Linked DNA regions of Homo sapiens: region 2 is linked to region 1. Evidence: chromatin loops called from intact Hi-C (ENCODE). Cell type or tissue: prostate gland. All regions are shown on one strand. Links, peaks and the distances in the headings refer to the core of each region. The heading gives the core; the rest is flanking DNA.

Region 1 (2,901 bases), core at 301-2,800:
CCCAACACCATTTCTGTGGTATTCTTGCCAAAAATTATAGCCTCCCTCAGGTCATGAGAAAATATCAAGCAAACCTCAATCAAGGGACTGTCTATAAAATACCTGACTAGCACTCTTCAAAAGTATGAAGATCATGAAAGATGACAAAAGACTGAGGAACTGTCATAGATTGGAAAATACTAAGGAGAAGTAACAACTAAACGCAATGTGGGATTCAGGACAGGATCCTGGAACGGAAAATAAGATGTGACGGGGGAAAATAGGGAATTCCAATAAGATCTGTAGTTCAGATAATAGTACTGAACCAATGTTAATTTCTTGGTTTTGATCACTGTACCATAGTTATGTAAGATATTAATATTAGGAAACTAGGTGAGGGGTGTACGAAAGCAATCTGTTCTATTTTTTGCAATATTTCTATAAGTCTAAAATTAGTTCAAAATAAAAGGTTTTAAAAGTTGCAATGTAAAAGATTTAGGGCAGATACCTGGAAGGCCTCTGGTGGCAGAAACATGAGATGTTTCAGTGGATTTTTGAAGGGTGCTTGTCTCAGGCAGTTAAGGAAAAGAGCCTGGGTGTTTAGCCCTTGGGTCCTCAAACATCCTGGTGCCTCTCTCTGCATTTGGGGCTGGGAGACCTCCTCTCTTCTGGGCAGTCTCCCACAAAGATTTGTTCAACGTAGTGGCCTGTGGTTGGTCAACTCCCCTGTATCTCCAGACCACCCCCACCCCCCCAACCTTGTGTCACCGGCTGAGACTGCAATCCCCACTCCCTGTTTCTTCTCTCTAATATAGCACTGGTGGGGGGAGGGGGTGGGGAAGCAGCCCTGTGTGTGTGTGTGTGTGTGTGTGTGTGTGTGTGTGTGTGTGTGTATAGCAGGAGAGCTGGGGATTCCCATCCTAGAGGATGGAGGTGGCCGAGGTGAGGCTGAAGCAGTTGGGGGAAGGCTTAGCAGGCAGGCGAGCGGCTGCTCCAGAAAGAGGGCGGCTCAGACAGTGGTTAGCTGCGGAGTGGGGCTTAGCAGAGGGAAGGGGGAAAGGGAGGGGGCTCTCCTTCTCAAGGGGCCCTTTCATGTTGAAATCAGCCAGCGTGAATGCTGGCGGCCCAGGAGCCCAGCCGGGGGAAATGTGAGAGCCCCCTTATCTCCCCTCATGTCACAGTGCCGTCTGCAGTTCTCAGCCGGGCCAGAGAGGATGCATTAGGAGAAGTGTTGGTGGGGGATGGGGGAGAGAATGCTCCCATCAAGACCTAGGGCTGGGCCCACTTAGTTAAGGGGAGGTTGGAGGAAGCAGGTTCCAGACTGTCCTGCTGCTGGAGGTGGGGGTGGACTGGAGTGCCCTGCATCTCGAAGCAAGGAGAGCCAGCAGGCTTTGGGGCCTAGGGTGGTGGATTTGGCAGGAATCAGAAAGAAGGCCTCAGGTTCCACCCCTATCAAATGCCAGAATGCCCTATACAGCATGCCTCTGGTCTGCTCTGGGAGTGCAGTCCTTGCCCACACACCTGCAGGAGCAAGGAGCCCACTCCCTCCTGGGAGAGCTGGGAGAGTCAGGCCATGGGTTCCACCCCTGGATTCAGTTCTCGTTTCTGGGTAGGAAACCTGGAACATTTGACTAGGAAAGCCAAGGCCTCACCTTTCCCAGGACACTCTCAGCCCAGGAGTGACCCCTGCTGTTCAAACAACCTTTAAGGCAGAGGACAGAGCCATTAGCTTCCCATGGCTTGGACTGGGTGGTCCTTCCTGCCCCTTCCAACCCTGCAATCTTGTTTCTCTGAGATGGGCTGTGTGGTTCTTTGTAAATCTGCTGTTGCAGGAGGGAGGTGGGTGAGGCCACATCTGGACTGTGGGGGCCTTGTTGGCTGGAGCTGTCAGCAGCCAATGTTTTCACAGACACCATTTGCCCGTGCAAGTTCCCGGCCCCCAACACACTCCCACTGCCCAGGGCCCCAAGCCTCCTCCCTGCAACAGCACAGGAACCCAAGGGAGCCCTGGGTCGACTCCAGGATGACCTAAACCTTTAGGTCATCCCAGAAGCCTCTGCTGCCCAAGAGAGGGAAGAGCTGAGATGCCACGGGGCCATGTGGAGGTGTGGGTACAAACAGGACAAGGTGAATGAGACAATTTGAGGAGCCCCTGGAGACAGCTCAGTGCACAGGGCTGTAGACCTCTGGGATCTGCCTCTCGCTTTTTCTTTTTTGTTTGTTTGTTTGGTTGTTTGTTTTCGGGGGGGTGGTTCTTTTGAGACAGAGTTTCACTCTGTCACCCAGGCTAGAATGCAGTGGTGAGATCGTGGCTCACTGCAGCCTCGACCTACTGGGTTCAAGCTATCCTCCCACTTCAGCCTCCCAAGTAGCTGGGACTACAGGTGCATGCCACCACACCTGGAACATTTTTGTATTTTTTTGTAGATATGGAGTTTTGCCATGTTGCCCAGGCTGGTCTCCAACTCAAATGATCCGCCCGCCTTGGCCGCCCAAAGTACTGAGATTACAGGCGTGAGAGCTGCCGTGCCCATCTTGTCCTGATTTCTCCCAGAACCTTGCTGGATGACCTTGGGTCAGTCTGTTCCTCTGTCTCCCCAAGTGTCCAATGGGAAGAATTCCTCACCACCTGATTGAAAATAGCCTTAGCTTCTTCTGTGAAAATAGCTCCTTCACAGCATGTACCTCTATTTGAGCTCTTCTGTCTCCCCCACTAAAGCACGATCTCCATGAGGGCAGGGGCCCTATGCCCTGGGCATCCAGAACAGGGGGGCAATGGGTCTTAAAGGCCTTCTCAGTGCTGGACACTCTCATTGCATTTGTTCCAAGCAAGATTCAGGGTTTGAGCCAGGGACGGAGGAACCATGTTCTGGGGGTGGCAGAGGAGAATTTTCTCCTGGAGCTGCGTGAGCATAGTGGGCC
Region 2 (2,901 bases), core at 313-2,812, 230 kb after region 1:
TCCTGATTCATCCCACAAGGGGCTAAGTTCTTTTGGAAGCTAAGAGGTGAAAGGCAGGCAATGGCCCTTGGGTGTGTACCCTGGGGTAGAGCTGGAGGGTGGAGTGAGGACCACAGTGGTCCCATATATTGGTGTTTGACTTATCTCTGCCCCAGACCTCTTCCAGCACTGACATTCTACAATTCCAGGCACCAAGAGCTGCCCAGATCCTCAGAGTCAGGGAGCAACTATGCCAGACAGATTCCCCAACATGCTGACATCAGGGCCCACACCCAACCCCAGTCCCTCTTCCAGTGCAACTCACAGACACAGACAGACTCCTCTCTGTCACACCAGTGGCCCCTAGCATTTTAAAGGGGGCCATGGGGACAGAGGGTGAATCTGGGAGAAGCCATGCTCAGGCCTCCTGGGATTGACAGTCACCACTGAAAAATGAAAAAAATAGAGGACGGACTGGGAGAGTCCTCAGATATCTACCTCTCCATTGTCTTCAGGGGCAAACTGAAGCCCAGGGAGAGGATGGGAAAGGTCACACGGCCAGGGCCAGAGGTCAGAGCCGGAGCTGGGATCAGGCCCCAGGTCTCTGGATTCTCAATCTCCCTCCCCTCCAGAAAAGGCTGCACTTGCTAAGAGGACTGGAGGGTTTCTGACCCACAGCTGCCTCCACTCCCAGATTCCAGCAGCGCTGGATGTTCCCTCCCTCACTCCCTGTCTCAACCCGCAAAACCTGGGAGCGAGCCCACAGCCCTGGGAAGAGGCAGGGCCAAGGCCCACTCCACCCTAACATCCCGACTCCTCCAGGGAGAGGCCGCCCGAGCCAGGGCAGAGGGAAAGGAGAGGGAAAGCAGAAGAGAATGGAGAAGGGGGAAGGAGGAGGGGAGAGAAGAGAAGGGAGAAGAGAGGAGGACAAGGGGAGAGGAGCAGGAGGGGGGAGAGAGAAGCGGGGAGTGAAAGCTGAAAGCTGATAAGGAAGAAAGGAGGGGAAAGGTCCGAGGAGAGGAGATGGAACGTGGGCTCTGAGAAGGGAGAAGGCTGACCAGGCGGGGAGTGGAGGGAGGGCAGGTAGGAGAGATACACCCAAAAAAGGGACAAGCTGAAGACAAGAGCAAGGGAAAGGGGTGGGCAGAGGGGCAGGGAAGAGGGCTTCAGCCCAGGGGACTCCCCTCCCCACGTTTCACGGACCTCCCCCAGGGGCAGTGGGGGCGAATTGAAAATGAAACACCTCGTCCCCGGGCCCAGGGATGTGACCCTCGGCATAAGAGGATTAGGGAGGCTTCCAAGAGGAAATGGGGAGGGTGCCAGGAGTGGGGGAGCCGAATGCAAACTCCTGCTGCCCCCGCACCCCCCCCGCCAACGCCGGCAGAAAGTGCGCGCCTCCACGCCCATTGGAGCCATGGAGCGCCAGTGCCCCCTTGTGGCCATGGCCCTTGGCTCACCCGGCCGCAGCGGCGGTCTAGAAAACTGGGGGAAAGGGTGCACGGGGTGGACCTTTGGACACCTGAAGGGTACGAGTGCGACGAAAATCCAGGGGGTGGGTCAGTGACTTTGCTGGAGGCCTCCAAACCCTTCAAGCATCAGTAAAGACCTCAATAGTGAGCCTGGGCGTTTCTCGTTGGCCTCTCCCACCCTTGCAAGGGTGGCTCACAAGGCATGGGCTGGAGGCTCTAAGGCACAAAAAAACCAGCGCACATCCACGCCTCCGAATGCCACGCTCACCCCAGCGGCACAGTTTCCGTCCTTATCCTGGCCTCTGCCTCTCATCAGCCTCTGGGTGCCTCCCACTTCACTCCCAAGGGCCTGCTTCCCTAGGCCATAGCGCACAGCCTGTGTTTGTGTGTGCGTGTGTGTGTGCGGCGGAGTGTAGAGGTTCTTGTCCACAGTGAGGGGTGGAACTGAGCTGGATAAGACACTTACCGGGAAGAGTCAAGAACCCTGGGTTCCAACTTGCTTCCATGGCTGTCTTGCTGTGCAACTTTGAGCATGTCTTTGCCCTCTCTGGGCCTCAGGCTCCCCATCTGGAAGCAAAAGACTTGGCCTCAATGATTTCTAAGGGTCTATCCAGCCCTCTACACTCTATCTCTATCTCTAACACTCTAACTCTATCATTCCAAAAGAGAGAGCTTGAGGAAGAAACTAGTCCAACGCAAGGGAGAATTAGTAAGTACTCCATTGTCGTGTGGAGAAGGGGTTTGCAACTATAATCAGGTGGACATCCCACCCAGCCCTTGGCCCCAACTCCTCCTCCAGTGCCCTCAGCAATACTTCTGCCCCAGATCTGCACAGAGACGCCTGTGGGTTTCAAACTCAGGCCCGCTCAGTGGGACTGGGGTAACTTCTTCCACGCCAGAGGTCCAGGGCAAGAGGCCAGCCGCCCTCCTCAGTCCCTCACCATGACAGGGGGTGCAGAACTCCTTATGTGTCCATTCAAAGCCCAGAGCCCCAGAGTGGATGGAAAGTGCAAGGTCAGCAAGATCTCTTCTCTTCAGTGAGCCCAGCTCAAGGCAGGAGACTCAGCCTGGAAATGGAGAAACCTGAGCCTGGCTCAGCTCCCCCAGAGAGGAGGGGAGGGAGGGGAGGAAGCACAGGGAGGTGAAGGGCACCTCAAGGAGGCAGCCTGTCTCAGGCAGGAGATACCTTGCCCAGTGCTGAGAAAGCCATGAAGGAGAACGAAGCCCTGAAAGGTGTGGGGTGGAGGAGGCAGGGTCACCCAGCTAGGGAAATGAACCAGAAAGAAGGCAAAGAGTGTCTTTGGTTTGAGTCAGTTAGGTGCTTGAGTCTGTCAGTTATTTTTTCTCTGCCTCAATTTCCTCATCTGCAAAATGGGGGTAATAGTATTCACATCACTGAGCTGTTGTGAGGATTACATGAGTTAACATTTGTAAAAAGCACTTAGAACATTCC

Evidence for each region. Peaks named below come from ENCODE experiments on the same cell type or tissue, not always from the same donor. Only the 100,000 strongest peaks of a DNase experiment are listed, where the experiment ranks them.
Region 2: it touches region 1 in a loop (3-fold over the local background); 12 of 110 quality-filtered maps call a loop at or near these places.

The regions. Positions count from the first base shown.
Region 1 is chrX:69,059,214-69,062,114 of GRCh38, forward strand. The region is part of intron 5 of LOC105373242 (a long non-coding RNA gene); the gene reads right to left. Among named protein-coding and RNA genes, the nearest start is that of PJA1, 100 kb to the right of the region's middle. RefSeq lists an enhancer at 1,538-2,439. In prostate gland, for the core only: a CTCF peak has its summit at 1,670 (motif pointing left); a DNase peak (open chromatin) is centred at 1,668.
Region 2 is chrX:69,284,760-69,287,660 of GRCh38, forward strand. No RefSeq gene overlaps it. Among named protein-coding and RNA genes, the nearest start is that of LINC00269, 110 kb to the left of the region's middle. RefSeq lists an enhancer at 1,239-2,220. In prostate gland, for the core only: a CTCF peak has its summit at 1,428 (motif pointing left); DNase peaks (open chromatin) are centred at 732 and 1,362; H3K4me3 peaks cover 431 bases; H3K27ac peaks cover 629 bases.